3 separate regions of the Homo sapiens genome follow, and regions 1 and 2 are each linked to region 3. The links are chromatin loops, found by intact Hi-C in ENCODE. Cell type or tissue: sigmoid colon. All regions are shown on one strand. Each heading gives the region's core, and the rest is flanking DNA. Links, peaks and the distances in the headings are about the cores only. Region 1 has its middle 70 kb from the start of WASF3. Region 2 overlaps CDK8 (cyclin dependent kinase 8). Region 3 has its middle 130 kb from the start of WASF3.

Region 1 (8,099 bases), core at 1,505-6,504, 64 kb before region 3:
AAAATGTTATCACTTCAGCATGTAATTAATACAAAAACATTACTATTTTACATTATCTTCCCATATTAAGTTGTCACCATTGGGTGTGTTTTCACAGTGACAGCACATCTCAGTTGGACCAGCCTCATTTCAAGTGCTCAGTAGCCACGTGTGGCTGGCAGCTGCCATACTGTATAGCTCAGAAATAGACGGTGTTGAACCTCTGGGGCTGGGCAGGAGCACTTCTAACGCATGTGCAGGTAGAGGAGAGCAGGGAACACAGCCAAGACTGAGCCTAGGGCTTTCAAATGTTTAGAGGTTAAGAAGAGAAGGAGGATCCAGCAAAAGAGCCTAAGACCAGTATCCAATGAGGCAAATGAGAGATGAGAGTGTGGAACCTGAAAGCCAAGAGAATAAACAGCACCAGTGGTCTATGAGATGCAGGTGAGAAGTGACCGTTGGATGTGGCTAGATAGAGGTCAGGGCTGGTGACCTTGACAAGAGCAATACTGAGATGAAAAGCTGACAAACAGAAGGGCAGACAAGGATGTGGACAGTGAGAGTGCAGCCAGCTGCCTAGAAGAGAGGAGACTGGCATGGAAGGGAGCAGAGAGTCGGGGCATGGCTGGAGGGAGGTGGTGACTAGGACATAGTGGGGTTTTTTTGTTTTTGTTTGAGACAGAGTCTCGTTCTGTCACCCAGGCTGGAGTGCAATGGCGCGATCTCGGCTCGCTCCAACCTCCACCTCCTGGGTTCAAGGGATTCTTCTGCTTCAGCCTCCTGAGTAGCTGGGACTACAGGCATGTGCCACCACACCCAGCTAGCTAATTTTTGTATTTTTAGTACAGACAGGGTTTCACCATGTTGGCCAGGCTGGTCTCAAATTCCTGACCTCAAGTGATCCACTTGCCTCGGCCTCCAAAGTGCTGGGATTACAGGTGTGAGCCACTGTGCTCGGCAGGACGTAGTATTTTAAACAGGAGGTCCTATTGCACTGTTGGAGAGGGATTCAGTACAGAAGGAGAAATGAATGGTGCAGGCAAGAGACAGTGATCAAGAGTGGGAGAGAAGCCCCACTTAGGCTTAAGCTGGCATTGAGGTGGGATCCAGGACAGAGCACTTGGGTACAAGTGCTGGTGTGTCCACGTGGTGCTGGGAGGATGGGGCAATCCTCTCTTGGGGAGTTAGCATTTGGAAAGGGAAGGTAGGGAAGAAAGGTGTGATCCAATCTTCCAGAGAGTGGCAGAGAGAAGTGATTAGGTGAAATGGTTCTTTGAACCTGGACACCTGTTAGAATTTCCTGGGGCGCTCTTACAATACACCAAAGCCTGGGCCCTACCACAGACCAATCGAAGCAGGATCTCTTAGGTTAGGTCTCAGGAACGAGACCTAGTTAGGTCTCCCCATGTGATTCCAATGGCATCCAAGTTTAGGGAACTAAAGGGTGGCCAGCTGAGTCACATGAAATTGAACCTGATGCCGATGAAGCGGTTTCTATTGAAATTAACATAACAATCTCCAGGAGACAGAGCTTTGGACAAAAAGCCCTCCGGTCCAGATCAATTGGAGGAGAGGCCATCGTGGTCCATGGTGTTCAGATTTACAGAGACAATTATTTCCATCATGGGATGTATAGAATAGAGGCAAACACAGTGTCATCATTGTAGCCATCTAAGGGTTACCATTCGCCCTGCTGGGAGGAACCCAAATCAGGAGATGAAGGAATAAATTCAGAAGTAACATTCACACACTGTGCTTAGGAAACTCTACTAAAGGCTGTTCCTGGGAAGAGTGGGCTGTATATTAGCAAGAGCCTGAAAATCAAAGGGAAAGAGCTTAAGGAGTAGTTACCTGGTAGACTAGGTATTTCTCTATTCATTTGTTCACTCAACATTCAATGTGTGTTTATTGAGCACTTACCTATTATGTGCCAGGGAGAAGTTCTTACGAAAAGCAAGAGTTGACAGCATGGAGCAGTCCCTGTGTGTGTCAGCTGCTCAGCAGTGGCCACCAGAAGAAAATTGTCAGGGACCCTCCAAAGAAAGATGAGAAGGTATCGTGGGCGAAAACAGCAGAGATAGATAGGAGCTGCATCATCTTCATCCCGATCTGAAATGGAATCAAATCATCCTCGGAGATCTCAATCTGCCCACCCTTAGGGAAATGAGTGAGAATGGCCAGGAACCTATCCTCAGGGAGGCTCTGGCCTCTTCATTCCTCCATGGCACCATGTCTACTGTGTGCCAGGCATGTGCTGGGATTGGAAACATGAAGCAGACATGGCCCACCTTTCAAGGAGCTCGCAGCTTAGTAGGAAAAGAGCCAGAGTGGAGTTGCATTTCAGACAGCAGTTAGGTAGATTCTCAAGTCAACATTAAGGAGAAAATCAAGTCTAACCAAAATTACCTTGGGAGAAAAGAATTCTCCAGGGAGATCAGAGGCTGGTGTCTGAAACACAGCCTCTAGTAAACACAACGCAGCCAGTTTTCCTGCAGCATTGGGACAGATGGCCGTCTCTGTGGCTGAGCACCAGAGGAAGCAATCGGCTTGGCTTGCATTTCGAGGTCATGTTGTATGAAAAAGATGTATTGTCACTCTAAACACTGGTGTGCGAGATGCTCGCACCTCGGAGAGGCTCAGAATTGGATGCAAACGTTGGCAGATCCGCTCTCTGGGGCATATGCTTATTGCGGGGAAGGGCTGGCAGAATCACACACTTTATTTACATTGTTTTTCGTTTAAAGTTTTCTTTGAGCACCTACAGTTGAATTCGCTTAAGCTAAATGTGGATGTAATGGGACCAATTGAGAAAAGGCGATTGGGAGGCCACTGGAAGTGTGACACCCTTGCCAGAGGAGGTGAGACTTAGGACGGGAAGATGCCGCAGGCGCCCCTTTCTCCAAGGCGCTGAGCATTCCAGAGGGGCCAGCCACGGGGTCCAGTATTTGTGTGAATGCTGAAGCAAGAGGGAGAGTCCCACCTGACTTCTCCCCCATCCTCTGCAGAAGACCCCACCCCATGAGAACCCTCTAGTGGCCTTGCAAGGAGGGAGAGGAGGCAGGGTCCCTTCAGAAAAGGTCTCAGGGCCCTGCCTCTGCATCCTCTATATGGCCTCCTTCCCTGGAGACCTCACAGGAGACTTAGCCCTCGTTCTCTTCCTAAAGTCAAACCAGAGGCACTGCATGGAGGTCCGGGTGGAGCGTCGCCCTCATCAGTTCTGTCCTGGGCCCTGGAAGGAGCTGGGCCACCTGTGCGGTTTACGGGGGCCTGTCATCACTGCTCCCTGCTTGTCTTCTGACCTTCCCCCTCTGACAAGCCTGTTCCCTCCCAGCCCACGCCTGGAGTCGCCTGCTGGCCTGGCCAGCCTTGTCTGACTTTTTTGCTGAAGAAGGGGATCGGGCTAGATTCCAGCGGCTGGCTGGCTTCCCAGGTTGTGGCAGGCCTTGCCCACTTGGGGGACATCTTGCCTTGTTTGCCCATTGGGGCCATCGTGTAGACAGACCCTTGCTTGGCTTTGTAGCTCCAACCAAGGATCTGAAGGTGGACTTCCGGAAACACATTCCTGCCCAGCTAAGGCGCCAGAGGTCCTGCAGGTGGAGGGAGACTCCTGGGATGGCCAAGGATGCTCACCGTTCCACGAAGCTTGCTGAATAGTTATGACACTCTTGGGGCTTACCTCTCTAGGCTAACCACCCTACAACACGTGCTCACAAAGAGAGAGAGGTTTTCTGCTTTATGGCTGCTCCAACCTCGTGTGGTCTCGTGTCCCTTCCTGTTCTTGCAGGATCGCTGCACTGACCTCCGCATGAGAGGAGAGGGCAGAATGTGGCCCACCTCTCATCCTGAGGAAGCAGGGGCCGTCCACGGCCTCCCCACTGTCCGATCACTCCAGGTGGCATAGACCCTTTCTTGTGCTTGTTTGTATGTGATTTTCATGTTTTCGTGCCTGACAAGGGGAAGTGGTTAGTATACAAGTGGCACATCAACACCATTCTGGTCATTCTTTCTAAATGGAATTTTCCAACAATTTTTATTTCCAGAAGTCCCATGGATCCAAACAGACAAACAACAGAAGAGCAAAGGGAAATAAATGGTTATGAGTGTTCATCATAGAAGCACAAAGAGCAAAGCTCCTTGCAAAGTCCTTGAGGCCTCCTGCCTCAGACCTTCCCTGGTTCTCTGTCCCCAGGCATCATCAGCTGATGCAGAAGGGACTCTGCCTATCTTTAGACAGAGAGAAATCAGGATCAGGGCTCTGCCACCTTCTCTGCTAAGTCCACTAACCTCCTGCTATTCACTTCATCTCTCTTTGGCCTGTGTCTCATGTTTTATTAAATTTTATTAAATGTCCTTTCTGGTTCCCATCACCTCTGGAAGCTTGCTTTTGTCTGGCCACCACCAGAACAAGCCAGGGAGGGAGGCACCTTGTTCCCACAGTGGCACCAGGTATCTGTTAAATGAATGAATTCAAGTGTGCCGCCTGCCCTGGTTAATAGTCACCACGCTGGGGAGGAGCACCAGCACCTCGGTCCTCATAGATTAAGATTGTGGCTAAGAGGATGGAAGCTGTGTAAAGCAGAGCCAGAGCACAGTTGGCTGCAGCTAGAGATCCCTGTCCCTGGCCCGCACTCCCAGCCTGCACTCCCTCCCCATCCTCTCGTCTGGGACACACACATCTTGCCTGTCTCTTACAAGCCAGAGCCAAAAAAGAAAGCAGATATTAACCCAACTAAGAAACTAAAAGGAACAGCAACAAGTAAAGAGATTAAGACGAACAAAATGTGAGAAGGAGATATAAAAGGGTAGTAATTTGTTTTTACGAATAAATGTATTCAGGTAAGTAAAAATTAAGATGTGGATGATAAAAGGGTGTCAGCTTCAGGAAACTAAAATGATTTATAAGTCACACTAAAAGGAATGAGGAAAATTTTAAAGATAGAAGACAAAACGTTAAGGGAAAAATTCTAGACAACAACAGGAAGGAAATTAAGGTGGTTAAAAATGGATCAAGTTGTAAACTAGAGGCCTCAGATCTTAAAGAATTAGAAAGCTGAGTAAAGTAAGCAACTTTCTATGTAAACTAATAAAATATTTTTAAACAGTGCAGAAAACGAAGGCTCTTAAGGCTATTAACCCGGGCAGGCAACACACATGGAAGGTCACTGCAAATAAGATGCCAATACTTTAGAAGCCAGCAGTGGGGGTTCCTGGAGTCTCCTCAGGCAGAGGTCACTGTGGTGAAGGGTCCCTAGCAGGCCTCGGCAGGGCCCAGGTCGCCGACTGTCCACCTTGCCTCGGGCAGCCGGTCCCTGTTCTCTCTGTTCCTTCTGAAGTGCTGGTGAGGTCTGAGGGCCCTGGCCTTTGAAAAGTGCTGCCTTTCCTGAGTCTGGCTCAAGCCTCAGAGCGCGTGAGACTCATGCTGGGAGTGAGAGCCTCTCCCCCTCCCGTGACATCCCCTGCTCCCTCCCACTGTGGCACAGGATGGATGATCACATGTGGGTTTCTGCACACTCCTCGTTTTGGGGCACAAACAAGGTAAAAGGCCCTTTTGGGCTCCAGAAAAGAGTAACAGCGAAAAGACAGATGACAGAGGACAGAAATAACGTTTAGGTATGAATATTTCAAGCTACTTACAAAAGCTAGCTCACTCAGTTGGCAATAGCAGTGTGTCCATTGTACAGGGGGAAACCCTGAGGCCTGTGACCCGTTTCCCATCCCCTTTAGCCGCCACAGTACCGCACACTGTGCTGGTTTCAGCGCTTTCGCATCTGATTCTCAGTTCTTTCTGTTTTTCATTGAAGCCATATTTGTTTTCTCTTCAGCCTGCTGATTTCTGGCCCGTCGTCAATTCTGACTGGTGCCCAGCTTCCCTCTTGATATGTGTGTGTTACACAGACTCTCTGTATCCCAAACAATAGAGGGATGAAATCTCCAGCATGAGATTTTAAGTGCTGCTTCCATTTTGTCCACTAAACAGTAAGAAAGCCACACAGGTTCCTGACAAACAAAGACTTCCATGGCTTTCCCAGGAGAAGGGTCATCTCCATAGATGTGACTGCATGATTGTGACATTAATAACAGCCCTTTCCATGAGCAGGCACAAAGACACTAAGTCCCTAGTTCCCTGATGATTTTTCTTTTTTTCTTTTTTTCTTTTTTTTTTTTTTTTTGAGCCGGAGTCTCACTCTGCTGCCCAGGCTGGAGTACAGTGGCGCGATCACGGCTCACTGCAAGCTCCACCTCCCAGGTTCACGCCATTCTCCTGCCTCTGCCTCTGGAGTAGCTGGGACTACAGGTGCCTGCAACCATGCCTGGCTAATTTTTTGTATTTTTAGTAGAGACGGGGTTTCACCATGTTAGCCAGGATGGTCTCCATCTCCTGACTTCGTGATCTGCCCGCCTTGGCCTCCCAAAGTGCTGGGATTACAGGCGTGAGCCACCACACCCGGCCCCCTGATGATTTTTCAAGAGGCAAAGTACATACCTTCCCAGCAGAGAGGAGAGAAACCACTAAGTCAATCCACGGGGCTACATACATCATCAGTGCCTTGGCAGATACTCGCGGCCTTCTAGACCATGGCTCCTGCCCTATGGAGCCTGTCATTGGATCAGGTAGATCACACAAGGTGGCTGACCAGGCAGGTGTCATTAACTGCCCAGTGGGTGCAGAGATGCTGAAGCAATGAGTCCAGAGGCAGATCGGGACTCACCTGTGACCACGGGCACAGGTGCCTGAACGCCTGCTCCTCATTCATAAACCAGAATTCATCATGACACCCCCCTCTGAGGGGACGCACACCTGTTCACGGGGCTCATCTATGTCAAGCATGACTGGTACATGGTATTCACCCAATGAAGGAGGAGCGTGCAGAAACCCACGTGTGATCATCCATACTGTGCCCCAGTGGGAGGGAGCAGAGGGTGTCACGGGAGGGGAGAGGCTCTCACTCCCAGTATGGGTTTTGCAAGCTCTGAGGCTTGAGCCAGACTCAGGAAAAGCAGCACTTTTCGAAGGCCCAGACCCTCAGACCTCACCAGCACTTGAGAAGGAGCAGAGAGAACACAGACCAGCTGCCTGAGGTGAGGTGGACAGCCAGGGACCTGAGCCCTGCTGAGGCCTGCTAGGGACCCTTCACCACAGTGATCTCAGCCTGAGGAGACTCCAGGAACTCTCACTGCTGCCTTCTAAAGTATTGGCATCTTATTTGCAATGACCCCAGCCTTAAGAGCCTTCGTTTTCTGCACTAATTGAAAATATTTTATTAGTTTACATAGAAAGTTGCTGATTTTAGTTTTTCTAAGTAAAGCTAAGTGAGTTTCTAATGGGTTAAAAATGAGGGTGCAGACAGTGTAGACCAGTCAGGAGGGCTGGACTGAGGGTGCTGGACCCAGGAGAGGGTACAGGGTTGGAATTGTGGGTCTGCTTGATGGCAACAATGTGACCAATCTAATCTATGTAGCTCAGTAGTCCTCAAGCTGGGAGCGATTTTGTCCCCCAAGAGATATTTGACAATGTCTAGAGACATGTTTGTTCTCGCTAAGTGGGGAGGTGTGCAGCCGGCATCTACTGGGTGGGGGCTAGGGATGCCTGTCAGCACCCTGCAATGCACAGGGTGGCCCTACAACCAAGAACCGTCAAGCCCCAATATCAGCAGTGCTGCGGTGAGGAGTGCCGCCCTGGATGAAGCTGTGGTGCTCTGGTGAACGTATTAGCAGGTGGGTGTTCCCGGACACTACCCCAGAGATGATCAATTAGAATATTTGAGATAAGTTACCTCCTGCTCCCACCCTGCCCACCCGTATACATAGTACAGAGGTTCAGAAGCAGGCAGGCCCTGGACATGGCACTTAAACTGCTCTCCAAAGTGGAGGCTAACCACGGCACATATGTAACGATGGACAGGCTTTGCACACTGAAGTTTTCCAAACCTTTCCGAGCACCTGACCACATCAAGTCCTAAAACGGTCCTTTAAGTTCAGCTTTATTCCCCTTTTACAAACAAGGAAGCAGAAATATGAGAGTTTCACGTGCTCATGGTAGCAATATCTGCCAAGTGGCAGAATGAGGACTTGAATCCAGCACCCAGCTCATTCCCTGGTTGGCAACAACAAATGTTTGT
Region 2 (8,099 bases), core at 1,050-6,049, 96 kb after region 3:
AAAGCTTCTGCACAGCAAAAGAAATAACATAGTGAAGAGACAGCCTGTTGAATGGAAGAAAATATTTGCAAACTATTCATCTGAGGGGACTAATATCCACAATATAAAAGGAACTCAAACAGCCCAACAGGAGAAAACCAAATAATCTCATTGAAAAGTGGGCAAAGGACATGAATAGATACATTTCAAAAGAAGACATACAAAGATCCAACAGGTATATGAAAAAAATGCTCAATATCACTAATCATCAGAGAAATGCAAATAAAAACCACAATGAGATACCATCTTACCCCGGTGAGGATGGCATTCATTAAAAAGACAAAAGATAACAGATGTTGGTGTGGACACAGAGAAAAGGGAACTCCTCTTACACATGGTGGCTGGGAATGTAAACTAGTACAGCCACTATAGAAAATGGCATGGCAATTTCTCAAAAAGCTAAAAATCGAAATACCATTCAATCCAGCAATCCCACTACTGGGTATCCACTAAAACAAAAAGAAACAAATGTATCAAAATGATACCTGCACTCACATGCTTATGGCAGCACTATTCACAATACCAAAGACAGACATAAACCTAAGTGTCCATCAACAGATGAATGGATAAAGAAAATGTGGTATATATACACTATAGAATACTATTCAACCACACACACACAAAGAAGGAAATCATGTCATTTGCAGCAACATGGACGAAACTGGAGGTCAACATGGTGGAAATAGCTTAAGCAAAATAAGCCAGACGCGAAAAGACAAATATTGCACGTTCTCACTTAACCTGTGGGAGCTAAAAAAAAAAATGTGAACACGTGAAGGAAGAGTGGAAAAACAGATAACAGAGAGACTGGGAAGGTTAAGTGGGAGGCAAAAGGGTGAATGAAAAGTGGTTAAAGGGTATAAACATACAGTAAGATAAAAGGAATAAATTCAGCCGGGCGTGGTAGCTCACGCCTGTAATCCCAGCACTTGGGGAGGGAAAGGCGGGCAGATCACTTGAGGTCAGGAGTTTGAGGCCAGCCTGGCCAACATGGTGAAACCCTGCCTCCACTAAAAACACAAAATTAGTCAGGCATGGTGGTGCACAGCTGTAGTCCCAGCTACTAGGGAGGCCGAAGCAGGAGGATCACTCGAACCCAGGAGACGGAGGTTGCAGCAAGCTGAGATTGTGCCACTGCACTCCAGCCTAGGCGACAGAGACTCTGTCTCATAAAAAAAATAAATAAATGAAATAAATTCAACATTTGACAGCAGAGTGGGATGACTACAGTTAACAAAAAAGTACTGTAGTCGGATGATAGACATCCAGAATTCCCTGATTTGATCACTATGTATTATATACATGTAACAAATGTTCTCATGTAACTCATAAATTTGGGCACGCACACACACAAAAAGACTTAAGAAGTTTGTCAGGAAGAGAGGGAGGCCCTGGGGAAATAAATCAGTAGTTACATGAGACACCCCAGGAAGTGGAAACAGTATATACAAAACTACAGAAGCATGGAAAGGGTCTGCCATGCTCAGAGAATAGTAAAGACTAGCAGCAAGTAGTTTAATATCACTAAACATACCACAAAATAAATGGCTACCGGTGACAGCCCTGAGGACAGATGAGATTTTAGAAATAGGCGGCCGGGTGCAGTGGCTCAGGCTTGTAATCCCAGCACTTTGGGAGGCCGAGGTGGGCGGATCACCTGAGGTCAGGAGTTTGAGACCAGCCTGCCCAACGTGGCAAAACCCCGTCTGTACAAAAAATACAAAAATTTAGCCAGGCATGGTGGTGGGTGCCTGTAATCCCAGCTACTTGGGAGGCTGAGGCAGGAGAATCACTTGAACCCGGGAGGCGGAGGTTGCAGTGAGCCAAGATCCTGCCACTGCACTCCAGCCTGGGCGACAAGTGCAAAATTCTGTCTCAAAAACAAAAACAAAACAAAACAAACAAAAAAAAAACAAAAAAAAAAAAACAGAAATAGGCAAGGTAAGATGGGGGTATTTTATGGCACCTGTCTCAAAAGAGGTATGTAGAGTGTCCAAAATAAGTTAAGAAGAAAATATTATATTAAAAAAATAAAGCTGAGGGAAAATGTGTTGTGTAAGAAAACCAAAAATAAGAGGATGGGACCATGATGAAAATTCACCTTTAAGAGATGGGAGGAGTAAGATGAAAATATAAAATGGCCGCAAAGGATTGGTTAAAAAACTGAGCAGTGTTTTGGTAAAAGAGAGTATGGAGCACACAAATCAAACTACACTGCTTCCTAAAACTCTATTTAAACTATGGTAAAGGGAATTTTTAAAAGACATAAGGACGATAAGTATAAAAACTGAGACTGAAGATAGCATAAAAATGTGGAAACTAGAAAGCAAATGGACAAAAAATAGCTGATTAAGAGGATCCAAGAAAACAAAATCAGAAGTTGACAGTGAAGAAAGCCAAGAACCAATTAGACTTACACAGCAAAATCATGCAATGGCAGAGAATTGAGACTATAAAATATGCTAGAAGTAGAAATGGCTGAATGGAAGACAAAGTGGAGGAGATATCCTAGAACAGAATAGCAGGAGACAAAGTGAGAGAGGGGCAAAAGAAAAATAGGAAAATTGGAGGAGCAATTCAAGCAATTCAAGAAAACTTCCAAATTGAAAGACATAATTTCCAAAACTGGAAGGGTCTACCAAATTCCCATCCCAAATAAATGAAAATAGGCCTATCCCAAGACACAATATCTACATATTTCAGAAAAGTGGAGACAAACAGTACATTTTACATTTTACAAGCTTCCAGTGGGGATGGGTAACAAATCACTTAGAAAGGGATCAGTAATCAGGAGACCTTTGGTCCTCTCAAAATGAGTTTTGCAAGCTAGAAGTTCTAGACTAGCTCTGCATTGTATAAAATTGTTATATACTGATTACATTGTCAACAGATGTGGTTTAGGGTTTAAGCTCTGTGGTTTAGGGTTTAGGAGCCTGTTCTGGAGAATTAAATTTTCAGTTGCAAAGATAGGAAAATATTCTGGAACAGTCAACCAGATCAAGGAGCTTGCACCAGATTGTAAAGCAGTACACTACTTCTTTCATGGAAAAAGACATGCTTTAAGGAAAACAAAACAGCTGAAATAATCATAATCACTGTGTTTAGTTATATAGTAAGAACTGTGAATTACCTAAAGGCTAATGTGTAGGTCTAAGATTTAATTATCTTAAATATGTGATAATGTGTAAGATCATAAACAACTGCCATTGCATGCTGAGGTATGATGATTATTAAGGGGGAAAGGTCAGTGAGAATGCTGGACTATGACATAAAATCTTAGTGGCTGTGCAAGATAATAAACCAGTTTGGTCCGAATGCTTTAGAGATGTTAAATGAACAGCCTAAGTTGCTTTGGTGTGGTATCTTTGGTATTTTTAGTGACCACAGTATTTCCAACTAGGGAAAGAAAGCAAAAGTTAAAAAAAAAAAAAAAGACAGCTCTTAAATATATGTTCTTGGGCCTTAGCCATATTTTAAATCATTTTTAATAAAATTTCATTATTTAAAACAATTAAAGGTCCTAACAATTATTGTTCTTGCATTATTTTCTTTCTTTTTATTTTTGTTTGAGACAAAGTCTGGCTCTGTCACCCAGGCTGGAGTGCAGTGGCGCAATCTCGGCTCACTGTAACCTCCACCTCCCGGGTTCAAGCGATTCTCCTGCCTCTGCCTCCTGAGTAGCTGGGATTACAAGCACCCACCACCACACCCAGCTAATTTTTGTATCTGTAGTAGAGACAGGGTTTAACCATGTTGTCCAGGCTGGTCTCGAACTCCTGACCTCAGGTGATCCACCTGCCTCAGCCTCCCAAAGTTCCGGGATTACAGGCATGAGCCACCGCACCTGGTTGTTCTTGCTTTATTTTCAAAAACTGCCTAGAACTATTTCTTACCTTGGGTATCATGACTCAGGTTAACAATTGTATCATTTAAAACCCTTCTAGACTTAGGTCCCAAATTCAGAATAACAAAGCTAATAAAACGTATTTTACGCCTAAAACATCCTTAAATTTTCTGGAATGGCCAGGAGGTAACATAAAGATTTATTCCTTTACCTTAAAAAAGGAAGGATAATAGAAATAATTAGATTTGGTCAACATTCCTACAATGTTATTTAATTCAAAATTATAAAAATTCTTATTGATAAATTAATTTATTTGGTAAATCACAAGAGAAATTTGGGCTGTATAAATCAATTATATGCAAATAAAATATTAATGAATATATCCTCAATGGTTATGTACTTTAAGTTGAAAAAAGGCAAACTCATGCTCATATACAAAAACTGGTACAATAACTACTTCAAATTGATTTTTGTTTCTAGATTTCAGTATCCTTATTAATCATGGACAATCAAGGTACACTTGATGATAGAAACTAAAGGGCCACGTAGATTTGTCAGATTCCTCACTATTCATAATATGTCTAATCCCCTGCATAATTACTGACTGAATCTGTGTATTGTATGCCACTAGATGATCCATTCTTTTCCATTCTATTAATTCTAGTTAAGATAATAACTTTCCAGGGCTGCTGAATCTTATCATTGATGGAAACAACTATCAGCTGTATATGGCCGTAGATTAGGTGTCTGGCTATTTTTGAAGCATCATTAGACAGAGACTGCACTTGAACACACTCCAATGACTTTGCCAGATTCTGTTAACAACTAATGCAGCAGTAAAACACATTGGCTCTGAATTATAGCATCGCAACAGATCCTCAAATTACTAAAGGTCTGTCCCAGCCAGAGACCTCAAACTAAAGATTCTTAAGAATCTTCCAGAAGAAGATGATCTTAGAGACAGATATAGCTTCTACCCAAGACTTCTGGATCAAAAGGAACGAAAGAGACAGCTTCTACTCAGGACCCATGGAACAAAGATCTAGATGGCCAGAACCATAAATTATCATGCTTTAATTTGTATGCTCTTATTTTGTGTCCAAGCTATTGTCTTTCCTTTGGTTTAAATTTCTGAATTGTTAACAGGCACTTGTTAACTCCAACAACGATACCTATAAGACCTTACCCATAATATTGCTTTGTGCATCCCTAGTCACTGTCTGTATGAGTCTATTGTCAGGGTACAATTTGCTCGTGATTTAACTAAAATATGCAATCAAACCAATGGTTGAGATTGTAGCCACTTTCTTTTGGGTGCAACTCAGCTTACTCTAGTTCCTGGGCAATTACATTTAACTACTAAGCAACTCTTTAAATAGTAAACTAAAAATAGTAAACAGGACAGATACCCCTATGATGTCATACTTAGGAAAGTTTTTGTCAACACCAAAACCACACTTAGGGACAAAGGCTCTTGGCTTAGAAGTAGAATACAAACTCTGTTAATAATCTCTCAGCATTTGTCAGTGTTAAATTACTCAAATGTGACCTCCAGAACCTTAAATGTGTACAGCCATTTTTCGTTCAGATGACTCAACAGCTAACCTTAAAACAATAACAAAAGGTATACATGAAGAACTGACTTCAGTCCAACAACAGATGAGGTTGTCTTAATAATCTCCTATCTCCTAACAATGGTAAAGATCTGTATTTCATTGAACAATGATCTGAATACCCTGAATCTGGCCAAAAGGAGGGAATGAGAAAGTGAAATGAACCCCACTGATAATCATATTATTATTTCCCTAACAGATCGGTAGCACGGCCAGTACCAAGAGAACCCAGCCCTGCTTCACTCCTCCCAAACGGAATACTGAAGCACCTAATTCCCAAACTGACCTCCCTTCATGACAATATCCAATCCAGATCTGTTCTACTTCCCCTAGTCTTTCCTTAGAATCATTCAGCCCAAGCCAAATCCCTATAAAGAACTTGCTCTTTTCTTACCGAGATACCTCATACTTCATCTGGCGTGAGCTCTCGCTTGCTAGAGCAGGCTAATAAGTTTTGGCTACAGGTGCACTCCTGGTGGCATTTATCATTTATCATGCCCAATAATCTTACACAAGATTACAATGCATCAAAGCAAATTAAACAACACTTTCTTTTAAATGAGGTAAAACCTGAAAGAGCACTTTCTAGCTAGTTATGCTACATTTTGTTTAAGGTCCCTTGCCATATTAACACATACTGCTTTTTTGATCATTCTGACAAATGAAATATACTAGGTAACTTTTTAGTTAATGATGTAAGTTTATTCAAAAGATTATTAGAACTATTAATTCTAGATTTGTGGGAATTTCCTAGCAATTTGGGGGAAGTTCCTGTGCTTGGCACTGTTATAATCTCTGAGATATGGCACTGAACAAGACAGATTCAACAGGAATTACTTTCAAGTTTCCTGGCAGCTCCAGATGCCAAGCTCCAAGAAGTTGCAAGCCTTCTTGTAAACCTAGCAATGAATACCTCTCCTCTGCATTATCTCATGAAATTCAAGCCAGGTTTATACTTCAAATTCATCTTTACCTTGTTTGGAGAAACAGCAGAGCTTAAAAAAATATTTGTCTTGGAGGCTGAAAGAAACACTTGGTCTTTTCTTGTCTGTTTCAGTTATAAAATTACAGTACATTATCAGAACTAGAATGTGGAGGTTTTCCATTAAATTACTTACCAATCAGTCTTTCTTAAATTATCTTCCCAAAGTCATTTGCCTTAACAACTCTATTAAGAAAAAAAAATTTAAACTTATTGGATCTTCAAGAATCATATTTTGACATTGATCATTTATAATCATTCTTTTCTCCTTAACACTCATGCTAGAAGATATGGGCAACCCTAAAAACAGAAATTAATGTACACGAATACTTTTGCACTCAAATGGTTAGTATTTCCTGCTATTTCATAGATCTGCCTAATTTATTTCTACTTGGCCTGAAACATATTTTTCTTAAAAGTACTATTACATTCAGGCATGTGAATGCACCTGAACATTTCTGAAGTGTTCATGTTATACTCCAAGTGTTACTATAAATAAGTACTCAAGAGTGATGTGCTAATAAGACATCCTAAAAATGTCTTTGTCTCCTTAATCGACTTTCTAACATTTCTATCTTTTTAGTAATATAGTCACCAAATCAAAGCTACTTTCTACCCCGTCAACAATACTAACTGTAAATATTTTATGAATGCTAGTTGTTGAAAAAATAAGATGAGATCTAAAATCATTACAACTCTGCCTCACATGGAGAGTCTTTATTGCACCATTAGCAACACAATGTTTGAGGTTATAAACAAATGCCTGAGTTTATAAACAAAAATATCTGACCACAAACTTTTCTATTTAAAGAAATTAATATACCTTCTCACTCTTGCACTCTGTATCAATTATTTCTAGGATCCTTTAAACACTAATATTTAACATTACTTAATGGTTCTCATTTAAATTGGTAAGGATATGGAGGAATGGTTACTATTCCACAGGCCTTGCTACTAAGAGTACAAACTGGTACAAACATGTTAGGGACCAGTCTGGCATAGTGATTAAGTACAGCATGTGTATTTCCTATGACAGCCAATGCCTCTGCTGATTATACACCACAGGAAAGGTTTCATATAGCTGCAAAAAGTACCATCTTTGCAGAGGCAAACACTGGAAATAGATAACCTGTGGTATATGCACTTAAAGACACATTTAAAGAGAATACATGGTCAAAAGTCACAAGCTGAACGTGCATATACGTGAGTAGAAAAATTTTATTTAAAGGAATGAGATTTACACTACAGAATTCCTTATATAAAAATTTAAAACCACACTCAAAACTATATTTTCATGGACACAAGCATGGAAATAAAGATATCTGGGTTGGAAAGTGGGCTGGAAGAACATACACTGAACAAATGAGAACGAGGGCCTAATATAAAGGGAGAAGAGGACAGTGCTCTGGACTGAACTGTCTCCCCCCAAATTTCATATGATGAAGCACTAACCCACAATGTGATGGTATTTGGATATGGGCCTTGGGGAGGTAATTAGGTTTCGATGAGTTCATGAAGGTGGGGTCTTCAAGATGAGATTAGTGCCATTATAAGAAGAGAAACCAGAGCGCTTGCTTGTTCCCTCTCCCTCTCCCTCTCCCTCTCCCTCTCCCTCTCCCTC
Region 3 (8,099 bases), core at 2,103-7,102:
CATTCAAGATAATTATTGATAGGTAATGACTTACTACAGATAATTTGCCATTTTTTCTAATTGTTTTGTAGATCTTTTGTTCCTTTCTTCCTCTCTTGCTGTCTTCTTTTGTGATTAGATGATTTTTTTTTCTAGTAGTATGCTTTGATACCTTACACTTTATATTTTGTGTATCTACTATAGATTTTTTGCTTTGTAGTTACCATAAGATTTACATAAAACATTTCATAGTTATTACAGGCTATTTTAAGCTGATAACAACTTTACTTTGATTGCATAAAATAATTCTACACTTTTACTCCAACTCCTTTACATTTTGTGTTTTTAATGTCACAATTTGCATCTTTTTATATTGTGTATCCCTTAACAAATTATTGCAGCTATTTTATTTTTAATAGTTTTGTCTTTTAACCTTGATGCTAAAGATATAAATGATTTATATACTACCATTACAGTACTAAGGTATTCTGAATGTGACTGTGTGCTTCTTTTTCTTTTTCTTTTCCTTTCCTTTCTCTTTTCTTTTCTTTTCTTTCTTCCTTAGAGATGGTGTCTCACTACATTATCCAGTCTGGTCTTGACCCCCTGGCTTGAAGCAATCCTTAGCCTCCTGAATAGGTAGGACTACAGGTACATGCCACCATGCTCTGTGCTTAATTTTATCCATGAGTTTTACACTTTCATAGGTTTTTGTGTAACTAATTAGTGTCTTTTTTCTCAGTTTGATTAGAGATTATTTTACCCAATTTTCTTACTTCAAAGGTAAGAAAACTGAAGTCAGAGGTGTTGACAACTGGGTCGATATTATCAGTATGGGTAGAGCCAGGACTAGAACTCAGTGATCCTGGGGCCCCACAGAAACTCTTTCTACCTTTCTGTCCCAGTGGCCATCCACATACTTTCTTACTTTATGTAAAAGCAACTGGGATTCAGGGGCTAATTTTCTGGCTTGTGGGACATTCAGGCCTGAGGATCCCAAGACTTGCTGCATCAGAATCACCCAGGAGTTAAAAATACAGACTCTTGGACCCACCAGAGAATGCAGATCTTTGGAGTGGAGACTAGGAATGATTCCAGCCATTCATGTCACTTCCTTCACTCCCTCTGCTACCTGATCTCTCGTCTATTTTGCTTCTTGTTTGCAAGCTGCAGCTCTGGAGAGGCCTGATACCCTAATTCCTCCAGGAATCCCCACCCTCTTTCATCCACAGAGAAGTGGGTGGACCCTGTGGCCGCAAATGGACTTTGCAGGACATGTCACAGTGAGTGGTAGAGATTCACATGGAGCAAGTCAGGAAGTGGTGTTGGAGCTAGGGAAGTGGAGGATGCTTGTGGCTGCCCTGTCACTCAGGGGATGGTGTGGGCCCTGGTCCTGCATCTGTAGAATCCCATTCAGGGAGTCTCAAAAGCTGAATCCAGCTACTCTGAGGCTTCCTAAACCCTCAGGTCAGCCTATTTCTTGAACCCTCCAGTGTTTAAGTATTAAATAGAGGGATAGCTTTAAATCAGAACATTTTCATTTTAGGAGAGGAATTATAACATGCCTTTGAATAAGGAGCTAGGTTAGCATACTTAAATTGTCATTAGGCTTGCAACACACACACTCTCCCCAACTTGCCCAACTCTCTCTCTCTCATTGCGTCCCTGGAACCCAACATGTTGTCTGGTGCATAGCAGGCTTCAGTGAATGAATGAAGTTTTAAGAGCTGTCCTATTAATTTGTAATCTTGCATCTGTACCTGGAATTCTTTTTAGAGCTCTGGCCAACTCTCAGGGAAAGTGCCCCCTTAATCCACATAGCTGGGGTGTGGCATCTCAGGACCTGATGGGCCAGGGTGGTCATCTGTCCTATGGAGACTCAATCAAGATATCTGTCTGCCTTAAGACATCTGGTGCTTCCATCTTGTTCACTGGCTGTACTTGTCCCTTAAATGAATCATCCAAGCCACTCATTAGGGAAACCAGTTCTTTATGGATCCAGGAGGAGCCTCAGGCTCTCTACCCTTGAGGGCTGGATTGCTGTGAACAACTGCACTCTCCTGGGTCTCTCTTCTCCAGGTCACATGTGCTGTGAGCACTGTCCCCTTGTGACTGTCTCCCGTGGCCAGGACAATGACAGCTGCCTGTGTCCCCCTTTGGAAGCGTTCTGAATACTTACTTGCCTGCCCATCTAATTTCCCAGGCAGGACTGAGCGAGTTCCTTAGCAAGCAGGCTGGCACGACACCAAACCCGTTCAGCACTTAAAACCATTTTCTCCCGGGCCACAGCTCAGTGGCAGCTCACCTGGCTGTGTGATTACCCTTTGGACGGCTGCTTCCTCCCTTCCCTGGAGCTGGTAAATAAATCAAGTGCTTCCTGGTGGACTAAGAAAGTGGGTTCTGTTTAAGGATAAGAGCATCATTTAGACATAATCAAGGATGCAGAAGAGACTTTGGCTTGGACTAAGACAAATCATTTCTAAACCAGTCATTGCTATCTGAACGTGGTAGAATCTCTTTCCACTACAGGACAAGGCTGGGATTGTGCAGCTCTTAAATAAATAAATGAGCTCAGAAATGAGCGTAAGAGGGCTTTGCAAACACAGACTATTCTTGGAATGCACCACTGAGAAATAAATGTTACCTCTGTGTTGATGTGGAGTGGGAGACTTTCATAAACTCTTAGGAGCATGAAATAAACACAGAAGTTAAAAGATGAAAAAAAATCACAAAAACAAAAAGGCATGTGAGTGCCTTTTTAATCATCTACTGATGATTAAAGTAATCTACTGATATGGTTTGATTTCCGAGTAGTGTAAGATAAATATCAATGAAAATTTCATTAAAGAATATTTTTCTCCAGAAAAGAAGCACATCTATAAATAATCTGTAAGCAGAGGAGGTAGTGGTGGATGAGGAATCTCATATCCAGCTTGCTGGTGCTTTTGTTGCAAACAGTCAAAAGTCAGTCAAAAATGGCTTAAAGGATAAAGACATTTACCTGCTTGTGTAACTTGAAAGTCCAGAGGTGAATCAGGCTTCCAGGGCATAGGTGCCTGTCAGGCCCCTGGCTTCTTGCGGTCTCTCTGCTCCTCCATCCTCCCTCCATCACCTTAATGGAACAAGGCAGCTTCATTCCCTCACTGTGGGGGTGAAGGTGCACATTCTAGAGGCTGATGGGCCTGATTTGCATCCTGGCTCTGCTCAAAAGCTGTGCATCATAGGCACAATGTGAACCTCTTAAGCACCGGGCTTCTCATCTGGAAAGTGGGAACAATCATAGAGTTGATGTCCTAGGATTGTTGCATTAAATGAAATGGTGAGATGGTGGCTGGTACGCAGCAGAAACTTCCTAAGTATAGGAGCTCATTCTTGGTCTTTGTGGAACTTACTGAATGGCACCCAGAGCTAGGCACCATGCTAGCTTCTGGAGATGAGAGTAATTGGAAAGACAGATGAGCAACCAGGCTGCTAGGACACAGTGTGGTAGGTATCCTACCCCTGATATCCTTACTCCTACAACAGGGGCTAGGCTGTGGATATGTTAGATCGACACCTTATAGACAACAGAGATGTGCCTGGTGCTGTTGGGGGTGGGGGGAGATATAAGGCTGTTCCTGCCCCCAGGAGCTCCCAGAGTGTGGGCGGATATCGGCAGGAGAACGGGGGTGTTGTGTGGCTCATGTGAGTCCCATCGCAGACCCCCTCAGAGGCTCAGCTTACCCGTGCGGGTGGGGCCCGGGGCCCTAGGCGGACGCCAGCCTCAGCTCCAGAAGTTATCTGCCTGCTTCCATCTAGTGCTCCCCATTCCTCCTACTTCATGAGGGAAAATCTGAGACCCAGAGAAGTGAAGCCATTTGCCAACTCTGTCCCAAGAGCCCAGCTCAGGCCAGAAAGCGGTTCCACGCTCCCTCCGCCAGGACACGACATTTCCTCAGACAAGGAGCCGATGGCCCAGTTTCAGTCTGACTCTAACCCACACATCATCATTTTCTCATTCAGTATCAAAAACCCTGAAAGAAACCATGGTATACAGGGAAGACTGTCTGGCATCTTTTCAGTTTGGTTTGGGAGTTACTGGATGAGAGAGAATGCCATAAACATCATGGTTTCTGGTGCACCTGCCCTTAAGAATTGTGGGCGGGGGGCGGGTGGAACAAGTGCAAAGGAAATAGCATTTGTGAAATGAATCTTTCAAACTCCTTTTTCTTTTTAAAAATGCTTGACTTAGCACACATGAGCTTTTCTTTCCTGTAAAAACGAGTACTGAATGTGAGAGAGGAGCAGGACTGCAGGGCGGACTCAGCTCTGGTTAATGTCAGTGCAGGGCTATGGGCCCTGGCAGAGAACCGTCTGGCTGGCTTGGAGAGAAAGAAATGCCCTGGAAAGGAAAGCAGGGATGTTCTTTAGGGATAGGAATGTGTTGGGAGAAAGTCCTTTTAAGCCAGGGTATAAAGAAGTTGCTAGACCTCCCCATTGCATCAGCCTCAAAGGCAGCAAGCATTCTGATTTCCTTGGAACCAGTGCTATCATCTGCCAGCAAGAACAGCAGCTGCCTTTCTGTCAAAAAAAAAAAAAAAAAAAAGGAAAAGAAAAAGAAAAAAAAAGAAAGAAAGAAAAAGAAAAACGTCACTGAATTTAAGAAGGCAGTGAATATTTTTACTGTGTGGAAAGGATATTTTCAGCACATCTGGGCAAGATCTTAAACTCACCAACTGCTTCATCTAAGATTCTCAAGCTTCCTAGGGATGTTTTATTGCATTTCTTCCAAGTTTTATCACTTTATTTCCAATTTGTATCCTTAGGGGCAGAAGAAAAATGATTTTCTGAATCATGGGAAATGATTCAAGCTGGGGACAATTTGATATTAACTGAGGACACGCAGGAGCCACAGAGAAACTTAGCACTTTCTTATAGATTCTAAAATGCAATCAAAAGTAGCAAATGGTTATTTTTTTCCCTAATTTAATAAAATGACAGAACAAGTTAAGTTATTGAAGATCTGACACTCCATCAGGATTCTGAAGTATTGGGGAAATTGAATTACTCTTTCTAAATAATACAGAAGGGGAAAATGAAAGTATTAGAGTCACCATGCCTAAGAATAAATGGAGACATGTTTAGTTTTATGAAGAAATTCAGTCCTTGAGATTTCTGGGTATTTTCCCCCCGCTTAACAGTCAATTCAACCAAAGGGAAAGGAACATTTCTTCCTAGATACTACAATGTGCCATTTAAATGACTTTCCTGGTACGTGTGGCCTAGGAAACCCACAATCTGTGTAGGCAGGGTGGTCGTGATAAAGATGACATTTGCCTTTGAAACACGCTGGTATGCCAAAAGAATCGGAGGCATAATTCTGAAAATGTGGAAAGAGAAATGAACATACTTACCTAGTTCAAACTTGTGTTAATGAATACCATGTTTTAATTCGTAATGTGTGCTTTCATAGCATAGAGAACTGGTAAAACCAATCTTCTAATATTTCGTTCCCTGAATTAATTGCTACCTCTCAGGAAAAATACTTCCAAATATATTCAAGAGTGCTTATGGTATTACATCCTTTGCAAGAAAGTGACAGTAAAAATTACTATATATCCCTAAATAAAAAGTAAATTTTTTCTCTCATTATTATTCAAAATAGGGGAAATCAGTGACAAGCAATATCTTATAAATGGATTGGTTATGAATAGGTTACAAATTGGTTAGTTGAGGAAGACACAGTGATTTAAAAAAATATGGTTACCAGTTTTAGCAAATAAAAACACAGGTTGCTTAGTTAAATTTAAATTTCGGATAAACTACCTTTTTTTGTAGTATAGGTATGTTCTGTGCAATATTTGGGACGTAATTATACCAAAACATTTTTGTTGTTTATCTAAAATTCAAATTTAACCAGGCTCCCTGGATATTATCATGCAACCCTAGTCTAAACTAACCTTGAAATGCTAGTTTTGGATGAATATAGTGGTCATCTGATGGAACAGATGGTTTGAAAAAGAGAACAAGACATTGAACAGGTTTAGTATTCAGGAATTATTCTTGGGGGTGGAATACACTCAATTACAATTTGTTGGATGTATTGTATTGGAAACAAGCCTTATTAAAATCACTTACAAGGCCGGGCGCGGTGGTTCATGCCTGTAATCCCAGCACTTTGGGAGGCCAAGGCGGGTGGATCACGAGGTCAGGAGTTCAAGACCAGCCTGGCCAAGATGGTGAAACCCCATCTCTACTAAAAATACAAAAAAAAATTAGCCAGGCATGGTGGCGGGCACCTGTAATCCCAGCTACTCAGGAGGCTGAGGCAGAGAATTGCTTGAACCTGGAAGGCAGAGGTGGCCGTGAGCCAAGATCGCGCCACTGCACTCCAGCCTGGGTGACAGAGCAAGACTCCGTCTCAAAAAAAAAAAAAAAAAAAAAAAATTACTTACCAAGCCACACAGTAAATGTCTTGCATATGGTGACTGCCAAATGGAAAAAAAAAAAAAAAAAAACGACACAACTAGCTGTTTCCTGAAACGTGAATGCACACTTGCCGCCTGGGTAAAATGTCCAGCAACATACATAGAAAGTCAGATAGTGCTGAAGCTCAAGCAACTTCGATGGCACAAAGATGATGTTTTAGATAACTCAGATGATAGCAATGAAAAATAAATTATTAAAGTCAAAAATGCATATGAGAATTTAAATAGAATCATTTCAGTGATTCAGCAAGAGTGGGAAAAGGCAATCCTTTAAAATAATGTATTAGTTGATCTAGTGTGTAATTTTATATATTTGTAACTTACTTGAACACTGCAATGTAGATATTTAAGCATTCTGTCTCCAGCCCTTAAAGGAGATGTATTTTTTTCTTCTTTCTTTTATCAATCTCCTCATTGGGAAAGCAAAGGCTCACATTATATACCAGACTGCTTAGTGGTTTGAGCATGGTCCAAAAATATTCGGACAAAATATTGGGCAATTATGGATATCATGTTCATAAATTTCAGGACAATGCATTGATTGTCTTATCAGGATCAAACTCAGGTGTACCTCAATGCTAAGAAATTTGTGAGCCAGCTTCAAGTTTGCACCCATTTAACAAATGGTCACCAGCTGTAACTCCTACTGCCAGCCAAGAGGGAGTAATGGGACCTGATTTACCCTACCCCCTTAAACAATTAGAAAATTGGACAAAATGTATTTAAAAACGTTTTTCAGACACCAAACAAAAGGCAGCACAGTATTGTGATTCCTGAGAAGCAATGTGTGTTTTATTATTGCCTGAGCTTACCACTTAAAAGCAGCTGGCAGGCTGCAGTGCAGAGAGGAAAATCCAAATAAAACCCAGTGGTCTTTGTGTGTTGAACAGATCAAAGCTAAGGTGGCTGGAATTTAAGAAAAGGTGTGTTGGGAAAGAGGGAGCTACGGCAGGGAAGTGGACATGGCTCTGGAAACACACAGCGGGTTCTGTCCAGCCTTTGAGTACTGATCTGTGTATGCGTGACAAGAAACTATCTGAGGTCAGACAAAGAATCCTGAAAAAGAGTAGGCAGAACAATTCCTAGAGTTCAAACAAGGCTGAGAATAGTCCGTGTTTCTACCAGTGAAGAGTTGTAGCTGGGGCATCTGCCAGAATTCTCAGAAGAATGTTTCTGTAGCAGTGGGGCTTCATTAGCCCTGGACTAAAAGTTATTCTGGACCTGACACATTAGGCTTAAGAGCAAGCATCAAAAGGATACAGCTGACTCCAAGTGATTTAACAGTGTGCCATAACAAAATCCAGCACTAAACAAACATAACAAGATACAGCAACCAACACAGCAAATTAATGATGCTCAGCATCCAATAAAAAATTACCAGGCATACAAAGAAGAAGAAAAATATGACTCCTAAATGGAAGAAAAATCAATCAATAAACCTGGATCCAAAAATAACAGAGATACTAGAAGTTGGAGATAAGGATGTTTGAAAAGCCACTGCTCCATATTCAGATACACCTTGGAGATATTGTGGGTTTGGTTCCAGACAACTGCAATAAAGCAAATAACACAATAAAGTCAGTCACATGAATTGCTTGGTTTCCCAATGCATATACAAGTTAGGCTTACAGGCCGAGGCAGGAGGATTGTTGG

The links. Hi-C counts contacts between places; a loop is a spot of excess contacts. Peaks named below come from ENCODE experiments on the same cell type or tissue, not always from the same donor. Only the 100,000 strongest peaks of a DNase experiment are listed, where the experiment ranks them.
Region 1: a loop joins it to region 3, with 3 times the contacts of the local background. A loop is called at or near these places in 3 of 110 quality-filtered maps.
Region 2: it touches region 3 in a loop (2.3-fold over the local background); 2 of 110 quality-filtered maps call a loop at or near these places.

The regions. Positions count from the first base shown.
Region 1 is chr13:26,483,226-26,491,324 of GRCh38, reverse strand. No RefSeq gene overlaps it. Among named protein-coding and RNA genes, the nearest start is that of WASF3, 70 kb to the left of the region's middle. RefSeq lists an enhancer at 5,302-5,813. In sigmoid colon, for the core only: no CTCF peak of the experiment used is centred there; DNase peaks (open chromatin) are centred at 4,604 and 5,384.
Region 2 is chr13:26,323,337-26,331,435 of GRCh38, reverse strand. The region is part of intron 1 of CDK8 (cyclin dependent kinase 8); the gene reads right to left. Among named protein-coding and RNA genes, the nearest start is that of CDK8, 73 kb to the right of the region's middle. In sigmoid colon, for the core only: no CTCF peak of the experiment used is centred there; no DNase peak of the experiment used is centred there.
Region 3 is chr13:26,420,104-26,428,202 of GRCh38, reverse strand. No RefSeq gene overlaps it. Among named protein-coding and RNA genes, the nearest start is that of WASF3, 130 kb to the left of the region's middle. RefSeq lists an enhancer at 3,186-3,711. In sigmoid colon, for the core only: no CTCF peak of the experiment used is centred there; DNase peaks (open chromatin) are centred at 2,212, 3,732 and 4,312; H3K4me3 peaks cover 857 bases; H3K27ac peaks cover 4 bases.